Linked DNA regions of Homo sapiens: region 1 is linked to region 2. The links are chromatin loops, found by intact Hi-C in ENCODE. Cell type or tissue: thyroid gland. All regions are shown on one strand. Links, peaks and the distances in the headings refer to the core of each region. The heading gives the core; the rest is flanking DNA. Region 1 has its middle 110 kb from the start of LINC01972. Region 2 overlaps LOC105374292 (a long non-coding RNA gene).

What was found. A loop is a pair of places that touch in the nucleus more often than their neighbours do. Peaks named below come from ENCODE experiments on the same cell type or tissue, not always from the same donor. Only the 100,000 strongest peaks of a DNase experiment are listed, where the experiment ranks them.
Region 1: a loop joins it to region 2, with 1.9 times the contacts of the local background. A loop is called at or near these places in 6 of 110 quality-filtered maps.

What each region holds. Positions count from the first base shown.
Region 1 is chr3:194,877,554-194,882,929 of GRCh38, reverse strand. No RefSeq gene overlaps it. Among named protein-coding and RNA genes, the nearest start is that of LINC01972, 110 kb to the right of the region's middle. RefSeq lists an enhancer at 2,030-2,530. In thyroid gland, for the core only: no CTCF peak of the experiment used is centred there; DNase peaks (open chromatin) are centred at 2,209 and 2,782; H3K27ac peaks cover 1,690 bases.
Region 2 is chr3:194,811,848-194,817,223 of GRCh38, reverse strand. All of the region lies in intron 3 of LOC105374292 (a long non-coding RNA gene), which reads right to left. Among named protein-coding and RNA genes, the nearest start is that of LINC01972, 46 kb to the right of the region's middle. In thyroid gland, for the core only: no CTCF peak of the experiment used is centred there; no DNase peak of the experiment used is centred there.

The DNA.
Region 1 (5,376 bases), core at 243-5,242, 66 kb before region 2:
TGCGTGCCAATTCCCGTTTTTGCACATTTTTATCGCTGTGGGTGAGGTAAGTCCAGCCATGGGTGGAGAAGGCCAGGTAGTGCTCAGCTCTTTATTTATTTAGTAAATATTTTTGGAGCACCTGCTTTATGCCAAAGACTATGCAAGCCACTGAGGAGCAAATGATGAGTGAGACAACCTTGGTCCTTACCTAATGAAGTTTACAGCTGACCACACTAAAATACCTTTTGGGAGGCTTCCTAGTTTTATTTCTGGACTTCACTGGAGTTGGCTTTCACAGATAGCCAGGCCCATCAGAGAGCCTCGTCTGAAAGTTCAGGCGACTTGAAAGTATGGACAGCTATGAAATGGAGCCAGCTTGGCTGGTCTTGCACCCCTCCTACTCCCCAGGCTGTTTCTCCATGAAGACACAGCTTAGTGTACAGAATTGGTTCTAGAAAGTCTGTGGAGATGATCTTGTGTTCTCTCCCTGGCACTCCCACCTAGAGTTACCAGATTTAACAAATAAAAATACAGGACGTCCAGTTAAATGTGAATTTCAGAAAAACAATGAATAAATTTTTTTAGCGTAAGTATGTTCCACGCAATACTTGGAAGACAATGACATTCAACTTGACTGGGTGTCCGTATTTTATCTGGCAACCACTATCACCCACATTCCTAACCCATCCAGTTGCCCTGTGCCCATCGTACTGCTCAGTCCTGCCCTGAGGCAGCGCCTTCCCCAGAGCAGGAATGCAGAATCAACCTGCTCCCTTCCAAAATACCCCTCTCATGAGGACTGTACTAAATTTGAAGTCTACTCTAAGCTAGCTGTCCCCAGGTAAGAAATTCAATTCAGCCGCCTTAAGTGAGCTCTGACTCCAAGCAAGGAAAGATACATGTTGAGGAGGACACAGAGATGAGTGAGACACAGTTGCTACCCTAAGAACCTGGAGGCTAGCATGGCAAGGGGGGTAAGCGATTCAAATAGTTGTAATAGAAGACAGAAAATGACAAATGACTTAGGTTCCAAGGGAATGCAGGGAGGACAAGAACACAGTTATTAAGTACTTTGGCGGTGGGAGTCTTGAGAGTTTCCTGGAGGAGATGGCCTTCACAAGCGACTAGACTCATGACAAACCTGTGAAACATATACCTCAACATCCCCACAACCCTAGCACACATCCCTGAGAAGTCATGTCACAGCTTGGATGTGGTCATCACAAAGCTCCCGGCAGTGCCCACAAATCAATCCCAGTCGGCACCCCAGATGAAGCCCGCACCATCCTTGACCTAGAAGGGTGCCTCATGCTGCAAAAGGGGCATTTCAGAAAGGGCGTGCCAGTTGGGGCAATCAAAACCACCCCAAATCAGGAGAAAGGCCTGTGTGTTTGGAGAGCCCCAAGGAGTCTTGGGTAGCCAGAGGCAGGGGCTCCACACTGGTTGTGTAGCTGGAAGAGTGCCCTGAGGTACATCTAGGATGGAGCAATGGAGAGTCCAGGAACCCAGGGAGCTTGCAGTTCCATTGGAAAGCCAGGCTGGGGACACCTGCTCTCCCTGGAGGTGGGCCTCCCTGCCCACGGGCCTGCCTGGGTGCCGCTTCTGTTTCTGACACTCCATGGACACTGGCTGTGCTGCTTGAGGGAATGCCAATCACATTCTCAGTAAATATTTAGCCATATGAGGTTTGTGAACAGATAACATTTCAGAGTCTGCTTTGTGCTTGTACGGCCTTTAATAAAGGAGAAGAAAGGCTTCTCATTCATTGCTTCCTCGTTAACATGAGTGAGCATTTTCCAGCCGGGCAAACATTTACTGCAGCAGTAGTGGGGCCCAGCCCTGATAATGCCCTCAAGGTGGCCAGAGAAGAAAGCCAAAGGCTCTGACTGACTGTATGCCAAGGAGGAAGTAGCAAAGCAAATGCTCCTCAGGGGTCTCAGGCACTCAGTATTGGAGGGATTCTTTGGTCTGTGGTGGGACCCTGGGGATGATCCTGCACACTACGCACATTGTCCCCAGACCATCCCAGCACTGAGGTCTCTGGAGACAGAAGAGCCGCCAGCTGGTTAATTAATGCTCCCCCGGCAAGCTGGGCAGACAGGCTCCAGCTGCCTCCAAGCTGGTCTATTAGCAGGTCTAGGCTCCCTGTGCCGGGCGCAGCATGGAGCTGTCAGGGAATGTCTTTGAGAAATTAAAGTGGCATTGCTAAGTGGGTACACATAACAGGAGTGAGCCAGCCTGCCTCTCTCTCCTCCTTCTGCCTGACAGTGTCCCCACTCTGATGCCCAATGCATGAGAGTGTGTTTGTCCAGAAACGTAATTAAAGCTGGCTGCCAGATGGGACCAGTGTGTGCCAAGTTTCAGGCCAGGCAGGGGCAGGCCCCTGAGCCCCTCCTGGGTCCATTGCCCTGGTGGAATCTTGCTCTTGGATGCCCCTGGACCCCAGAAGAAAAGTAGAAAAGACAGCACTGGTGAGGCCAGGCCAGAGCTTTAGGAGTCCATCCTGTTCCAACTGGCAGGAACTCTGCCCAGTGGGCTTAGCCCTCTCCTGGCCTGAGTGCCGTCCCCTTTCCTGAGTCCTCCTTGCCTTGATTCTGATCACCCTGTATGTTTTCACCTGCCTTGAGCCTCCATTACTAGGTTTTAGAGGTCTGGACTGTGATTGACATGACCCTGTTTTCACGAAACACTGGGGCCCCATGGGAAGGGCCCAACACGGGCATCCTCTCTTCTCCTCCTCCCTCCCACCAGAAGGGCTGAGCTGGAAACCACAGGAAGGGGCCGGGCTGGTTTGGCTGCTGAGGCTGAGCGTTGGAGCTGGGGAAATCAGGAAACCCAGGCCCGATTCCAGCATGAGTTGGAAAGATCCCCAGCAGCCAGGGCATTTGATAAATAAGACTCTGAAAACCTGTGATGGCAAAGGATTTTTAGACGTTCATTAAACTTTAAAACCTTTGTTTTGAAACACAGTCCTCCCCATGAGGGGCAATGTGTTTTAAAATTAATCTTTATAAATATAATGCATGCTCATGGGCAGAAATCAAAATAATGCAGAAGACTGTGAAATGAAAATAAAGGTGTCTGTGACCCTCCCACTCATTGGAGGTCAACCGTCAACAGCATCAGGGCAATTGGGCTTCAAAGAAACAAAGTCAGAATTGAAACTACAAAATTCAACTAGACTCTGAGTGGTACGTTTGGGATGGAAAAGGGAAGTGTGTGTGCGCGCGTGTGCGTGTGTGTGTGTGTGTGTGTGTGTGTGCACGCGCATGGATGTGTGTAAGCACAAGCCATGTTTACTAACGCAGGCCCTGCCCCCAACTGCCAGGTTTCAGATTCTAGCTCCTCTATTCATAACTGTGTTGCAAGTTAGGCAGTTTGCTCAACTTTTTGATTCCTCTCTTTTTGTCATCTGTAAATTGTGAATAATAATAGTACCTACCTACACAATTGTGCAGATCACAGTATTTTTTAGCTCATGAAACATTGGTGAACCTGCGAAAGGCTTATCAGTCTGTCCGTGCATGCCTATCAACCCCACCTCTTTCTAAAACCAACAGGAATTACAGTAACCCCTCACATGTATGTACCACTATATAGTTTAAAATGACCTCACTTCCCTGGCAGGCAGCTGTGTTATCTCCTTAAGAGGTGAAGATATGGAGACATAGTGACTTGTCCCAGGTCCCATGGCTACAGAAGGCAAATCTGGGTCTAAAACACAAGTGGTGTCCTTTTCTGTGCTCCCAGGGAACCTCAGAGCTCTGTCTGGGCAGTGCACGCTGGGGCAGGTGGCAGCTGGGCAGAGAAAGAGCTCCTGCAGTTTCCTTGTCTTCTTCCCCTTATGATTTTGGTGTGGCCATTGGGACACAGCAATCAGGTCTCTTGACCCCAGCTTAGGGGCAAAAACACACAAATTAATTAATGTATTTATTGTTAGAGACAGGGTCTTGCTCTGTAACCCATGCTGGAATGCAGTGGCGTGATCACAGCTCACTGCAGCCTCAAAATCCTGGGCTCAAGTGATCCTCTTGCCTCAGTCTCCCAAGTGGCTGGGACTGCAGGTGTGAGCCACCTGGCTAATTTTTAAAATTGTATTTTTAAAGACAAGGTCTCACTACATTGCCCAGGCTGGTCTCAAACTCCTGACCACTAGCGATCCTTCTGCCTTGGCCTCCTAAAGCGCTGGGATTACAGGTGTGAGCCACCGTGCTCAGTCAAAAACACCTTTATTAAAGATTCTGTCTTCTTTCCTTCTCTCTTCCTTATTGAGCTTGTATGGTCTTAATCAGTTTCATTGGTCGACCTTTTTTACTTTTAAAAAGTGATTGTTTTTGCTGATTAAAAAAGTAATACCTGAATACTGTTGAAAATACAGATAAGCAAACAGAAAATAAAAATAAATGTCAGAGTAGAAGTGTTTTCTGCCTTCCTGGAGTTGTTTCTGAGGTTCCCACCATGACCAGCGGCACTCAACAATAGTGCAGAATCTTCAGCTGGGGGTCCCCATCAGCCCCTTCCAGCTTCTGCCTACAACCTGATACCATAAGAAACTTTCCAAGATTCACAGGATTCATGATTACAATGACTTCGATCTGCAAATGGCGAATACAATTGGACAACAGCATGACTTAATAGTTTTTTAAGCTGCTTTTTAATTTAAAAATCCAGGTGAGAACTCTACCCTTCACGTGAAATTTGATGAAGTTTTTGGAAAAATTCATTTGGTCAGTGCACTTGAAAATGCCTCACTGCATCCGTTCTAATTCTCTTGGATATTATTATCAGTGGGCTGTTTTTATCGAGACAGCAAACTTACTTGTTGAAATTAGTTTCAACAGACTGTTCTGTGCGTCACAGACTCAAAGACCAGGAGGGAGAGAGCGGTATGTAAGCCCCAGTTACAATGCTGGACATTGAGCGTCGTGATAAATATGTGTACTGAGCGTGGTGGGAGTGCCCAGAACAGGACACCGATTTCACCCAGGTGCGGGGGGAAGGAAGTTCTGACGAAGCTTTACTGAGGAACTGGACACTGAGCTGGACCTTGAATGAACATTAGGAGTTTGTCAGGCAGAGACCGGATGGAAGGCGGGGAAAGAGGCTTGGCAAGTAGCTTGATGTGGCCAGGGCAGAGGGGGATGCCTGGGGTTAAGAGGTGGGGAGGGGTCCGCAGAATCAAGAGATGCAGCTGAAGGAGCAGGTAGAAGCCGGACTAAGAAGGACCTTGTGTGTGCGCTGGGGGATTTGGTCTTCATAGGCTCTGCAGTAGCACTGCTCAACGCTTTCTGGCCTCTGTGCCCTACCCTAGTTCTGTTTAGGAATGACTGGGTCTGCAGCAGGCAGGTTCGAGATAGAAAAGTGCAGGCTCACAAACCCCTGGGAGGAAGTGTG
Region 2 (5,376 bases), core at 234-5,233:
GTCAAGCCGATAATGTAAAGAATTCTTATGCTGGATTCTTTGCTCAGCTTCTGACCCCAGTCCCAGGTTCCCACTGGCAATTATATCTAAGTTGCCTTCTCCTACACGTAAAATAACACCTGTCTAGGTTAATACCTATCCCTACAAACTATAACCAAATATACTCGTACACCCAAACTTAGACAAACTTTTACACATACTAAATCTTCACAATCTGTGTATAAACTATAAACTAAAGTACTAACTTAACACAGTCTAATAAAACCCTCTAAAAGTCTACCCCCCGGCGATAATCCTCAATAAAACGTTGAAATAAAACTAACTTTAATTCTTTAAAAGCTTACTTCTTTCTTTAGTCAACAAAACTTAATGGAGCCAAGTGATGGTGTATCCGGACAGATGGAGCAGCAGGAAGAGGCAGAGACACCCACTCAGACCTTTACCCCAGGGGGAAGCAGCGGGCCAGGAGTCAGAATGCTCAGGGTTTGTAGTCAGTTTCCCTCTTACCAGCTAGTGACCGCAGGCAGATCAAAATCCATAAAGCGGGGCAGCTTTGGAGTAGTCTAAACCTGGGTTTGAATCCTGGTTCTGCCACTCACTCTATGTGTGACCCTGGACCTTGGAGAGTTAAGCTGTCTAACCCTCGCTTTAGCTATTATTAAAATGAGGAATGATAGCACCCTTCAGTTACTGGGTGGCTGTGAGGATTAGAGGGGCTCATGCTTGTAAGGGACTTAGCACCCTGTATGGCACTTAGGAAATACTCCAGTAAGGGTTCTGTTGACGATGAACGTGATCCTAACGAATAGAACAGACACTGCGAGCTCAAAAGAACATCATCTTGCCTCGACGGTTTGCTTACCTATAAAATGGCAATACTGCTTTAATCCCTACCCAGTTTTCCTCACATTGTTGTTTTGGGGATCAAATGAACTGAAGCAATGGGTCTCAAGTACAGATCTTCGGAGAGTTGTCAGCATATGACACAGTTCTCACCAAACTGAATAATGGGGAAATGAAAAAAATCACAATGTAGTTTTTTTTTGGAGATGGAGTCTCAGTCTGTCACTCAAGCTGGAGTGCAATGGCGCAATCTAGGCTCACTGCAACCTCCGTCTCCCGGGTTCAAGTAATTCTCCTGCCTCAGTCTCCTGAGCAGCTGGGATCACAGGCACCTGCCACCAGACCCAGCTAATTTCTTTGTATTTTTAGTAGATAGGGGGTTTCACCATGTTGGCCAGACTGGTCTTGAACTCATGACCTCAGGTAATCCACCTGCCTTGGCCTCCCAAAGTGCTGGGATTACAGACGTGAGCCACTGCGCCTGGCCTGTAGTACGTGTTTTACAAATTGAATTGTTCCCAACTTTAAAAGGCTGCATTATCCTGATATTATGTCATTTCTAATCTGAGTGTGTGCGTGTGCGTGTGTGTGATTGTGTGTGAAGTTATCCCTTTTTAATGAAAGTATGGTACTAATGAATGATAGTTTGTTTCAATGGACTTGCTCAGAAAAATAAAAGTTGTCAACCCTGTACTGATCCCTTGTTTTCTGGAAATCTTACTAGTCTGTGAAAAAAAAAAAAAAAAACCTCTATAAGGAAACCTGCAAGATAATAAGTTTGAGCTTTCCCGTCATAAGATTCTGTATGGAGATAACAAAAAGAACAGCACCTCATATTGAGTGAGTCCCTACCACATGCCAAGGGTGGCTGGAGATGGCTACACACTTCCCGTAATCCTCACAACAGCCTGGCAGGCTTGGTGTGGCTTAGCCCGTTTGACAGACGGAGAAACTGAGACGTAGAGAGGATAAGCAGCTGAACTCTTCCTCCGGTGGGAGTTCAATACCGAGTCCTCCTGACTCCTCGCCTCACAGTTTTTCCTGGATTGTGCTAAAGGATTACTGTGGAGGAGGCCCTGACAGGGCCATGGAGACTTCACCACTATAAAAAGTAACCACACCACAGGCTTACAGGCAAATCACTTAACCTCTCTCGGCTTCTAGCATCCAACTGGGAAATTAGGCAGAAATCGGGGTCATGCTGAAAACAGATGGAAAGGCAAGCTGGGCTAGGAAATAAAATTAGCACAAAGAAGCCATTCTTTATGATTCTCGATGATTCAGTGCCCTTTGACTATTTATGAAATTGGGAAGCATCCCAGCCCGGGTAATTGACAGAATGCTGCCTGGATACAGGGACATCATCAGATGGCCTCTTTCTCTCTTTGGCCATCCAGATTCAATCCCTCTGCCTTCTCACAGTTGACCAGGCCCTCCCTTCCTGCTACCCTAGGTGGTTTTCTGGGTCCCAGAGGCCTCCCAGAGCTGGGTTGGTAGAAGACCCCTTCTGCCTGTTCACTCTCCCTCCCACCCTTCACACTGCAGGTGGGCATGGCGCTATGAGTTGTTCATTTTGTTCTTATATGCCCTCTCAGCAACTCTGGGAGGAGGTTTTATTAACACTATTTTACACATGGGGAAACTGAGGCTCATTGAAGCTGAGAAATTGGCTTGGGGTGACACAACCTACAAAGGGCAAAAGAAGAATCCCCACCCAGCCAGGGCTGCCTGACATGAGTCTGTGCCCCCCATTTGATCACTAAAGCCCCATGAAGACTGAGGGAAGAAGATTCTAAAACTCTAACAGCTCCCAGTCTCCCTTTACATAAACTGTGCCTTCTCTGGATGTCAAGGTAGTCACTATGTACCCACCATGTATTGGGCCATTCACTCAGAGCCAGGGTCAGCCCAACAACTCCTTTCCTGACTTACACCCTAGGAATGGACTTACAGCAACATTTATCTGAGATGTGGTAATTCTGGTGACAGTAACATTTCAATTCTAAACCTACCCTTTCTTTTTTAATTTAAAGTAAGTGCTTCATAGTTCTCTCTTCAGCCCTTTTTAATTTATTTGTTCTTATTGAAGACAGCTAGTAACAAACTCCCATGATCATTCAATTTTTGTTGAATTTTTGTTGAAAGAGGTTACAACATCTTTAAGCAAAGGAGGGGAATAGCCTTTAATAGGGAGGAGTGAGCCCCTTCTCCAGGCCCAGAGGGCTCATGATCCTCAAGTGTATTGGCCCAGATGTCCCTATCCCATTTCAAGGTCTTATTTCTTCCCAGCCGTGACAATGGTGGCATTGCAGACTTGCTGTGGTCGAGAACTGAACCTTCTCTGGAGCTCAGCCACCCTCATGATTCAGTCTTGTGCCTGATCCTGAGCTTTTTCTGCCCTCCAGGTGCAGGAGATGAAAATTCTTTCTATGCTGTCAAGGGGACCCTCAAACTTTCACACTTTATCTTAAATGTGATTAGTCACTCTCAGCCTTTTATTATCTTGCTCCAATGAGTATGTGGCCATTCAGGACAGTCATCTGATTGCATAGTCCTTATAATCACAACTTAACCCGACTCCTTAAACACCTGAGATATTGCACCTGCCTCTGAATCCAGGGAGCCCCCCTTCATCTGTGAGGATCCTGCTGCAATTCTCATGCACACCCCATAGGCAGTCAATGCTGTTGAGAAACCATTTCTGTGAGCCATTTTCACCCTCATCCCCAAGTGTGGGCCCAGCTTTCTGGCTGAGTCTTGCAGCCTTTTTGTGCCTCGAAGCTGGGCTCTGAGGACTGATGTTCGCTTTTCCACACTGATGAATCATGGAGGACACTCAGAGAGCCTGTGGCCCACCCTCTGCCCTTACTGAGCTGCCTCTGTGGACCTTCCTTTCCTTTCCAGATGATGGAAAGAGGTTGGCAGACTGTCTAGAGATTTTTCTCAGGGGTCTTACTGTGGCCTACATTTTTTTCCAAGGACAAGCAGAGACTCCATTTCTTTGTCACTTCTTGGGCACTATGTATTTTTAATGGCCCCTTGGAAAACCAGAGGGATACTGGCCCCAGCAGAATGGAGGGGCAGCCAGCCCCTTTCTGCCCTACTTGCCAATGTCCTGAGACTGACTTAAAGGTTTAGTTGATCTATTTGGTTCTTACATTTCAAACCTTTGGATAAGTAAAAAGGGTCATCATTAGTTTCATTTTTAAATAAAAATGGAAAGTTAGCACTCACATCTTGATGACATCTTGGTAATTCTCTTAATACTCGAGGACAGAGAGAAGGTGCTGAGTGCTTTCATGCATCATCCTATCTGCAACTCTATGGAAGATGCTGGGCATATCCCACAGTTCTCAATTTTCAGATAAAGTGAGATACAGGGAGGGATTATGGCACTTTGGGGGCAGAGGCTGTTCACACATCTTGGCATCTTCCATGGCATCTAATGGGATCCCTTGCACAGAATGAGGGCCCTCAATGTTTGTTGAAAGGGTGAAATTGCCAAGATCACAGAGCTCGCTAGGTCTCTGAGATCCTAATCAAATGTTCTCTCCACTAATCTGAGCTCCCTTTGTCCGAGTGAGCCAAAGGCTTTGAAAATAATAAATAAACATTGTTTAGCAAGTTCAAAACTGCAAAGAAAAACAAGCCAGAAGCATGAAAAAGAGCAAATTTTAAACCAAAATGAGCAGGTTCCAGGCATCCATGATGCTGCTCATTCTCTGATTACCTTCCCCACTGCATCTTAAACAGAACAGAAGGGCTATGGCAGATCCAGTGAAGGAATGGTCCATTTTTACAGAAAAGCCCTCTTGCCACGTGGTGCTCCAGCCCCAGGTGAACTGCATAATCATGGGTGGCAGCAGGACAGTCCATGTCCCCAGCCCTTCCTGTCACCCTGCATCTTTCCTCATGATCTCCTCCCTGGCCTCAAATGTGTTCGGGGAGAGGCATCCTCATGTCAATGCAGGCCCATCCGCCATGTGAAGTGAATTGAGTCCATGCATCACGCTTCATGCGTGGGAGCTAATGCAATAAAGGCCCAACCCAGAGCCACCGTGGCATATTACGCACATCAATCACCCACTCCCACGGACTGAACAGCCTCCTTCCAAGCCCCTGGGTGAACGCTGGAGGTGCTTCGGGGACTGATAAATGTTTGCTGAGTTTTAACAACTCTGTGTCTCTCCTGCTACAAGATTTGGGCTATTTAAATAGGCTGGTGTCTGTTGCCTTTTCAGCCCTTCGAAGTAATGAAACTGCTTGGAGTCTACCACTAAAGTAAAATGGTGGAGGCTTTCAGCTCTTGAGTGTGGGCCTTCCTTTTCTCCTCTCCTCTGTTCTCCTGCAGGGCTGAGCTCAGGCCACCCTTCCACCTACCACTGTCCAGCATTTCCTAATGGGTGGGGCCCTGAGGAGTGGGCGACAGGCTACAGAGGAGGAGTAACTCATCACTCCCTCACTGAGCAAATGGCAACGACCCCCAATGAATCGCATGCTTGCCCCAAGGCTCAGTGTCCCTACCGCAAAATC